Regions from separate parts of the Mus musculus genome. Here all the other regions are linked to region 1. Evidence: chromatin contacts called from ENCODE POLR2A ChIA-PET data. All regions are on one chromosome and are shown on one strand. The core of a region is the stretch at or near the end of the contact, and the rest is flanking DNA. Distances in the headings are between cores, read along the strand shown. Region 1 holds the start of Sars (seryl-aminoacyl-tRNA synthetase). Region 2 holds the start of Psma5 (proteasome subunit alpha 5). Region 3 holds the start of Wdr47 (WD repeat domain 47).

Region 1 (3,184 bases), core at 411-2,910:
AATAGAAAAAAAAAACCCTGGAGTTTGTTTTGTTTGTTTTTGAGAGGCCAGAATTTCAAAGTGATTTCTGGAATTACACTATAAAGGACTGATGCACTCCTTAGGCCCCACCTCTCAAAGCACCTGCCATTGTTTTCATACCTTAGATTACACGGATCTTACCCTCTCAGGGGTTCAGTGACCCCCAACACTTTGATGACAGTCTTCAAGTATTTTCTGCAAAGACTGCAGCTCTCTATCCTTAACATTTATTATTATAACTTCTCTTGGCTGCTTTCCATTTTCCAGCCGTCCGATTGCTAGATACTCAGGAAAGTGTTCTTTTTAGGAGAAGACACAGGAAGGGGAGAGCAGGTTTGTGGGTTCCGTGTTAGTTAATGTTTTCTACTGTGTGAGAGCAGTAGGTTTTTGGTTTGGTTGTATGTGTGTTTGGTTTTTGAGACAGATTCTCACTACACAGCTCTGGCTGGCTTGGAGTTCGGTATTTAGAACAGGCTGGCCTTGACTTTACAGAGCTCTCTACCTCCGATGTGATATAAAAGGCACCTACTACTAAGCCTGACTAGGTTTGGGTTTTTTGGAGACATGCTGGCCCTGAACTCATGCACCCGCTGCTCCCACTCACAAGGGATGCACATGGACATGCACTACCACATCTGGCCAAGAGAGGTAATTTCAAATGAGGTCTTCTCACTTTAAGAGTAACAGGTGTGTGTAGGTTGGGCTTGGTGGCACACCCCTTTGATACCAGAGACTCCCCAGGAAGAGGCAGGCATCTCTGTCTGAAGCCAGCCTGGTCTACATAGTGAGCTCCAGGACAGCCAGGCCTATAGATTCTATCTCAACAAACAAAACAAACAAACAGACAAAAAGAATAACTTGAACGTGTTGATAGAATAGCCTGGCAATGCTCAAATTACATAAACATAGAATAGTTTCAATCGTAAATATAAGCTACAACTTCTTGCAAAGGTCTATTGGATTTGGGTGAGGGATATGTGAGAAGAGAGGTGTGCTCATCTCATGGACTGTCTTCTGACACCCAACCCTTCTTCCCCTGGTTTTCAACACAAAACTGTAGCCAAAGCTGCAGGAGACCGGGAGGGGACAAGCTCAGATTATCCTGCCTCCTAGCCTCCCTCCAGTGTCTCTGTTTATTAAGTCCATCAGGGTCTCTAACCTTGTCCTTTTATCTCAGGGGGGCTTGGCAAAGGTTTGTTGCGGGAGGAAGGGGGTAGGGCTAGTATAAAAAGAAAAATAAAGGATGAAATGGCACACATCTTTAATCCCAACATTTTGTTTGAGGCTGGCCAGGTTTACATAGTTGCTAGTCAGAGCTACACTGTGAGACCCTGTATCAAAACAAAAAGCCCCAGGGCTCGAGAATCTTGAGGGTAGGTAACTGGGTGTGTGCTCTGTAATCAAGATAGAGGAAAACTGGCATCTGCAAAGTGCATTGTCTTCCAAGTCAGCTTCGGTCCACACCGAGATACTCCCTTCAACCAGAGGAACCTGAGGCATTCACGATTTCAGTGGGGGGCGATCAGAAGGCCTTTCAGTAAGGAGTTCAGCAGAGAAACAACCCGCATAAGGCTACCACGCCCTTTTCACTTCTCACCACTCCCTCTGGACCCTGCCTAACACTGCGGCTTCCGGCGAGCTAGGCGCCGCCCCCTCCCGGGCTGCCGGGTGCCTGCGCAGTGAGACCAGGTCAGCGCGCAGGCGCAGTGCATCGTCCACCCGCCGCTTACAGTCCTCTCTTAGTGTTAACTGGTGAGGTAGAAGGATGGTGCTGGACCTGGATTTGTTTCGGGTGGATAAAGGAGGGGACCCAGCCCTCATTCGAGAGACGCAGGAGAAGCGCTTCAAGGACCCGGGGCTGGTGGACCAGCTGGTGAAAGCAGACAGTGAGTGGCGACGATGTAAGTACCAGGAGCTCGCAGTATCCCTTGAATCCCTCATGGCTTCAGAGGTCACAGCTTACAGCTTTTGTCAGATGCTCCCGCGACTGGCCGGCTCTACCGGCTTGTCCGTAGAACAAGCTGGGAACCGGGCTTGTCCCCCTCTCCCTGCAGCTCCCGCGGCCTGGGTCCCTCCCCGCGCGTGCTCTATGCTGACTGCCGCCAGTGCTTTAGGAAGGAGCTGCACGCACGCACGCGCAGGGAGAGCTGTCAGGCCCTTGCGTAGCTACAGCAAGCCAGAGCTGGAGTTTTACTTGGGGGGCGGGCTGGGAATTAATTTTCTATACATTTTGGTCATTCTCAGTGTTTTATTCGTCTTTAGCAAACCCAGCGTAGTCCTCCGGGTTTTGCAGGGATCAAAGGCTGCTCTCTCAGACTGAGTGACTTCTGCAGCACCCTAGGATTACTCCACCCCAGTCGAACCATCTGGGGACTTTGGAGGCTACTCTTGACTAAATGCAGTGACCCTGAAATTTGGGGTGGCCACTTCTCCAACCCTGAAGGCATACCTTTAAGAATCAGGCTTTTCCGTGCTAGATCAGATAGGACGGAGGGGTGCTGTAAGGCAAGAAAAAGCTTGTAATTACTGAGGATGGTTGTGATTTGTGGTAGTTTTCTGGAAAAGACGTTGGCAGCGTAGAAGTGACCCATCGTCATTCAGGAAATTAAAAGAAGCTCTAGAATCCTCTGCCTCCCAAGTGATCACCTGGCAGACCGGATGTTGTCAGTGGCATGTGACTCGGGTAGTCTGATGCAATAGGTCTGCAACCAGCTGAGAACCTGGTTTATAAGAGCACTGCTAAGGCAATCCCACGATCCAAGAGTGTCTCCCTCCTACTCCCACCCTCCAAAATAAACAGGATTTCTTTCTCTCTGTAGCCCTGGCTATCCTGGAACTTGCTCTGTAGACCAGGCTGGCCTTGAACTCAGAGATCCACTTGCCTCTGCTTCGAGAGTGATCAAGGGTGTGTGCCACCATACCCATAGGGGTGTTTTGTGGACATGATTTTACTGTTAAAAAGCTTCTTTGGTATCAAAACATATTTGCTTAGCTGACAGTTGTGTACCTGTTCTGTATGTCTCAGGTACTCTAATAGGGTAATTTGTCAGAGTTTACACTTGGACCAAAAGTTTTGAATTGGTCTAAACTGAACTCCCCTTTTTTGTTTAAGATAAAGAATATTTGGGGGGTACCTGCCTTTAATCCCAGGACTCTAGGGGTC
Region 2 (3,184 bases), core at 359-2,858, 190 kb after region 1:
CATTAGCTAAATAGAGGCCTGGGCTTTATTTAGTCTTAGCAAATACAAAAGAAAAAAATCCACAAAGCAACTAGTTCATATAAATAAATGGGCAAAGCTCAGTAAAGCCTTTCAGATGAGGATCACAATTTTCTTAACATTTTATCACCTAAAGATGACTCTCTTCAATACTCTGGAAGCCAAGTGTTAACGACCATTTTACTTGACAACAGGAAATAGTTTTAAAACTTCACCGATATTTTCTGAGTCAGCAAAAGGATGGAGATTAATATGTATGTATATATGTGTATATATAAGTATGTATTGAGCCTGTCAAAATTGTGGCACCTGGAATGACATATATATATTTTGACAGGCTCAATACATACTTGCCAAGAAAAGTAATTTCTCAGTGGTAACCTGGAACTAAGAAAATGTCTGCTTTCCCTAACTTTTAAAGGAACCCAGTGGTTTGCAAAACTGCTCAAAACAGAAACTGAAAGTTACAGTATCTACAGCATTTATGACAGTATTAGTTAGCATTTTCGAGACTTGAAAGTTTTTAGGTTGTCTGCTCTTTTAATAAACACAACCACACAGCTTTGACTTTACAAAACATTTAGCTTTCAACACAACACTAAAATTAACTTGCTTTCAAACCTCCTCTCACATACACACACTTTGGTCAAATGGAATCAGTGTATTAAAACTCTTCTGAGAACCACTGTACATTCAAGTTCCCACAAAACCAGATTGTAGGCAATATATTTATCCGAGCATAGCTGAAAACTGCCTTCGCTCTTCAAAAAAGATTAAAATGTACAGCACAGGACGGATTCCTACAAACTCATCCAATAGTCTCTGGTAGCTTCTATTCAAGGAAACTCCTTTCACTTTTCTTTTTCCTAAGCAGTCAGACTTAGGTTGAAAAGACGGACGCAAGGCTGGTGTCCCCCTAATCTACTCCAGGTTAAAGGTCCCGATCCCTCTCCGCCGCCTGCCCCAAGCAGCCCCAGCCTCTCGCTTCCGCGGGGAGTCAGGATTAGCGGTGACTCAGCGGGACAAGTGCAACGGGTCCGCTGCAGTGTAGCTTGGGGAATCTCGCCGGGCGCCTCGGGAACCAGATTCCCCGGGTCCCGCCAGACTTAGGTTCTCCGGGCGCCCCATGACACTGCAGAACCCAGGCCGCGGCGCGGGCCCCAGGCCCGCCCACCCAAATTTCGACCCTGCTGCTTCCCGCCGTACGAACCTGTCGTACTCGGACCGAGTGAGGAACATGGCGAGGACAGAAGGAGGCGGCAGTGGCTACGCGGGGTTCCCAAAGGCCACACGATTGAAAGCAGCACCCTAATCAACCACACCGCCACAGCACCAAGGACCCTGCAGCCGTCTGCGCGTGCGCACGCGACCTTTTTAGCCCGCCCTCCCGTGCTTCCCTTTTATTGGCTGATTGATATTCTCGCCGCGATGATTGGACTTGACAAGCTTCTTCACCGGACCTGGGTTAACAGGGAGGCGGAACTAGAGAGCACTTCCGCTTTCCGTCACCCTTGGTTGCTACGGGCGCTGGGACTCGAGGCAACCGGTGAGAGTGAACCTCGTCGTCGAGGAGTGAGCACGCCGCGCTTTGGATGGCTGCAAGACTTGGCCTGATGACTGGGTTGTCGGAATCGTGACGTAAGTCTCGCCAGCTCGCGTAAATGCAGCCGGGGGACACCGGTCTCTTACTTCGCGCTCGCCTGCCCAGCTCTTCGCTGTCTTCCCGGCTCGGTGGCAGCCGGAACTAGGTTTGCTGAGGACTTTTTGACTTGGGTAGAGAAATGTGTGCGCCTCTACCAGCGTGCCCGGCAGTTCTGCCAGCCGGGCTTGTTGAAAAAAAAAGTTTTAAAAGTTGATAGGTTCTAATCAGCAAGAACGTTTTTCAATTTCTTGCATAGGTACGATTATTTTATCAAGTCTTTCCTGGATTCGTACACATCACCACCACCACCCTAACTATCCAAGTTTCAGACCCAGACCTGGAGTTCAGTATCGGAGCTTCAGATTAGTCACTGCTTTTAAGGACCTTAATTTGTGTATGTGCTTCTTGTTTTCTCTTCCTAAGGGTAGAAGAGCAACTTGAGCTTTTTTTTTTTTTAAGAAACATTGTAAATGAATCATTTATCAAAGAAAGTTAGGTGGTTAAGAAGTCCTGACTCGGGCTGGAGAGATGGCTCAGGGGTTAAGAGCACTGGCTGTTCTTCAGAAGGTCCTGAGTTCAAATCCCAGCAACCACATGGTGGCTCACAACCATCCTGAATGAGATCTGACTTCCTCTTCTGGTGTGTCTGAAGACAGCTACGATGTACTTACATAAAATAAATAAATAAATCTTTAAAAACAAACAAAAAAAACAAAAAAAAAAAGAAGAAGTCCTGACTCTCTAGGAATGTAACTCGGTGACAGAGTACTTTCATAGCATGCATGAACCTCTGCCCAGGCTTGGCGGGGGTGGGGTGTGAGGTGGTCAGAGTACAAAGTTTCAGGTAAGATTAATACCTAATGGAGATATATGATACACCAGGATGACTAGAGTTAATATCTTACACTTGAAATTTTTCTAAGAAGGTAGATTTTAATCACTACCAAAAAAGGCAAATGTTAGTGAAAGTTAACTTAATCGTGATATATACCTATATCAAAACATAATTCTGGTGGCTGGAGAGATAGCTTAGCACCTGATTCCCTTCTAGATGCCCACATTTGGTTCTCAGCGTCCTAGTCAGGCTGCACATAACTACCCTTTATTCTAGCTCTAGGGGATCCACTGCCTTTTTCTGCTCTCTGCTGGCCCCTATATATGTGTCACACATAACACACACACACAAACACACACACACACACACACACACATTGAAAAGTCTTTTTAAAAATACCATTCTGGGTTGGGTGTGATAGTTCCTTTAATCCCAGCACTCAGGAGGCAGGGAATCTCTAAGTTCAAGACCAGCCTGGTATACCAAGTGAGTTCCAGGCTAGCCAGGGCTATGTAGAGAGACCCTGTCTCAAAAGTAATATTTTTAAACATCATTTTTTATAATGTAAATGTAAGCAACTACTGTTTGTCAATTATACCTTCATGAAGGAGAAGGAATAGGAGGGAGGGAGAGGCCGTGTAATGAGCCATATTTGTCTGAAAGGGAAAGCTAGTTCTCTGTTTTGCTTT
Region 3 (3,184 bases), core at 178-2,677, 150 kb before region 1:
CTGCTAGGCGTTTCTCCTTTCTAGTAAAATGCTAACATAACATATGCCAACACTTGAGACCCCCCCCCAAAAAAAAGAAGTGGTATTATCTGTGAAAAAGATTTACAGCCCTTTTAAACCTGTATGTTAATTCCTGTGCCATTAACTTTTTATAGCATTCTATGAACTCTCTACAACAAAGGGGGGAAACTAAGTGTCAGGATTTCAACCGATGAATCTGGGTGGAACAAAGACTTCTCCTCTCATTATGCAGTGAGAACCAAGTTGCCAAAAAAAAAAAAAAAAAAAAAAAGCTCCCCTCAGACGACACCCTTCGTAGTTACTAGCTGCATGTCTGGATGTACAGGGGGGAAATCATCAGGTCAAATACTGCCGCTGCCTACTTGGTTCCTACCCCTTTGCCAAAGGCGTCGTCCCAGAGCTAGAGCCCCAATCTTTTTCTCCCCAATACAGCTAAGCAGCTTAACCCTCTGAGTTCCATAACCTCCGGTGTCTTACGCAGGCGTCCCCGGGAACAAATCACGTTCGAAATTCAGTCGATGCCCCTGTCCCCACCCTCCCAGACCCCACAGGACTGCTCCTAACAGCCACTGGCCTGGCGTCAGAAAGGGCAAACCCGGATCCCCCACAAACCCTCAACCCCGCCACTCCCTACCCATTCGCCGGCCAAGGCGAGCAGGGAAAGGGACCAGCGCGCAGCCCTCAGTCTCGCCCCAGCCCAATAGAGGGGCGAGGCAGATGCAGCCCAGTCAGCCCTCCTCGCGCCCCTCAGCAGCGGCGAGGTGGATACTCCATACCAGGGCGAGGGGCATCGCCCAGCCGCCCGAATCAGACTGGCAAGTAGGGGAAGGTGTGGTCCAGCAGTGGCGGCCTGGATAGATTGCCTGGCGGGTCCCAGGTCCTGTCCCCGAGACACCCGGGCCTCGCCCGCATCCCATCTTCTCGCAGTCGCCACCAAAGCCTACCCAAGACACTCCTCCCGGCTGCGAACGCCGCCCAAGGGGCTGTGGGGTCTGCGCCGCATCAGGCTAGTGACAGGTGGCGACGGGTGACCATGGCAACCCACGGTGCACGGCGGCCCGCCCCCGCCTCCTGGAATCCGCTCACCTGAGAGCTCCGGGCGGAGCCGGCAGAAGCGGTGGAGGAAAACGCGGAGGAGAGGCCGGCGGCCAGAGCCCCGAGACAGCCAATTCCAGTCTAAGGCGCGAGCGCGAGGGCGGCGGTCTGGGCTAAGCAGCCCGCACGTCAATCCATCAGCTCGTCAGCCGGTCCTGCTCGCGTCCGCCCCGATCCCGCCTCCGACCGCTCCGCTCCGCGGACTGCGGTTGTCAAGCGCCGCTGGAACGGAGCTCCAGCCGCCAGCTGCAGCCAATCACTGCTCGTCCCTGGAGCCGCCTCAGGACCCCTCCTCGCGAGGCGGCTAGGCAGGTGCCTGAGCAGAAGAGTCGGCTGGGCCAGCCCAGGAGGGTAGGGCGGGGCCTAGAGGCGGGGCCTAACACGGGGGCGGGCAGAATCTAAGACTGACGCCTGGAGGCTCCTGGCCCTCGCCTTCTCTGCTCTTATGGTTTAGGAGATGACTGTAAGGAGAATGTAGGCCCAGAACCTTCGGGTGACGCTATGTTATGTCCCAAAATAGCGTGGACAGGTGTGGTAGTTTGAATGAGAATTGCCCCCATACTCATGCATTTGAATGCTTGTCCCCAGTTACTGGACTGACAGGAAAAGATAAGGATAGCAGTTCTCAACGTATGGGTCCCAACACCTCCTAGGAGGGTAACATATCATATAATTTCAATTCATAGCAGTAACCAACTGGTCTGAAGTAGCAACGAAAATAATTTTATGGCTGGGGGTGAGGAGGCCACCAAAAGATGAGCAACTGTATTAAAGAGTCGCAGCATTAGGAAGGTTGAGAACCACTGGATTAGGTGTGAACAAGTTGGAAGAGATGTCACTGAGGGTGGTCTTGGAGGTTTCAAGAGCCAGTCCTTTCTGGCTTTTTTTTTTTTTTGTAAGATTTATTTATTATATGTAAGTACACTGTAGCTGTCGCCAGACACCCCAGAAGAGGGCATCAGATCTCACTATGGATGGTTGTGAGCCACCATGTGGTTGTCAGGATTTGAACTCAGGACCTCCAAATAGAGCAGTCAGTGTTCTTAACCGCTGAGCCATCTCTCCAGTCCCAAGCCAGCCTTTTCTTCGTTTTATGTCTGGTGCTTGTGGATCACGTGTAAGCTGTTAGCAACTGCTCCAGCATCAGGCCTCCCTGTCTGCTGGCACATTCACTGCCAAGACCGTCATGAACTAACCCTCTGGAACCCTGAGCTAAAAATTAAATGCTGTCTTTTATAAGTTGCCTTGGTCGTGGTGTTTCATCACATCAATAAAAAAAGTAGCTAGGACAACCTGTCTGACACTTCCAAATGTCTTCTGTGCACTGGGTTTGACTCTTAATTCTACTCCAACGATTAACTAATAAAGCTTAAGTGAAATAAATACTCCTTCCTTGCCCTTTTCCGTACTCCATCTCCCTCCATGAAAACCATCCCCTTCCAGGCTCTCCATGTGTAAAGCTAATCCTATCTTGAAGCACTTAACAAGGCTGCTGTTTTGAACTGCCCTTTTATTTACAGTAGTAACCTCACTCCTACACATTTGTGTAGTAGTATTCCCCCAGATACGTACTGCTCAAGGAGCTGAACCTCCAGGAACCTTAGCATAAAGAATCCAGAACTCAGGAGGCAGAGGTAGACTTATGAGAGATTTACCTGGCCTGGTTTACATAATGAGTTCCAGCCAGCAAAGGCTGGGACCTCAAAAACAAACAGACAAAAAATCCAGTTCAAGATAAATGGCCAGGTGAGTCACAGCATTGTGTATGCACATAACATATCCAATAAATAAATACAATACTTTAAAGACCAAGTATGTTGGTGCATGCCTGTAATTCCAGCAGGATAAAGAGTATTGCAGATTGGAGGCCAGTCTGAGCCCAGCTACATAGTAAGAGTCTGTCTCAAAATAAGATGGGACTGCAGAGATGGGTCTGTGGTTAGTGCTTGCCATGCAGTCATGAAGAACAGGGTTTGGATCATCAGTAGTTATTCAAGGCTGGTGGCCACCTGTAAACCCGGAGCTTCAGAAGCAGAGATGGATCATGGGAGTGAGGGACACAAGCTGA

What was found. ChIA-PET counts read pairs that join two places held with the same protein, here RNA polymerase II (POLR2A).
Region 2: POLR2A ChIA-PET joins it to region 1 with 25 read pairs in embryonic stem cell. The contact joins the promoter of Psma5 here to the promoter of Sars in region 1. POLR2A ChIA-PET finds 5 or more read pairs at or near these places in 5 of 5 experiments (Patski and embryonic stem cell).
Region 3: POLR2A ChIA-PET joins it to region 1 with 34 read pairs in Patski. The contact joins the promoter of Wdr47 here to the promoter of Sars in region 1. POLR2A ChIA-PET finds 5 or more read pairs at or near these places in 4 of 5 experiments (Patski and embryonic stem cell).

The regions. Positions count from the first base shown.
Region 1 is chr3:108,443,735-108,446,918 of GRCm38, reverse strand. It overlaps Sars (seryl-aminoacyl-tRNA synthetase), which reads left to right and starts at 1,660. Exons shown (of 11, transcript NM_001204979.1): 1 at 1,660-1,922. The coding sequence starts at 1,787.
Region 2 is chr3:108,255,350-108,258,533 of GRCm38, reverse strand. Psma5 (proteasome subunit alpha 5) reads right to left here and starts at 1,608. Exons shown (of 9, transcript NM_011967.3): 1 at 1,229-1,608. The coding sequence starts at 1,257.
Region 3 is chr3:108,589,521-108,592,704 of GRCm38, reverse strand. Wdr47 (WD repeat domain 47) reads right to left here and starts at 1,427. Exons shown (of 15, transcript NM_181400.3): 1 at 1,108-1,427.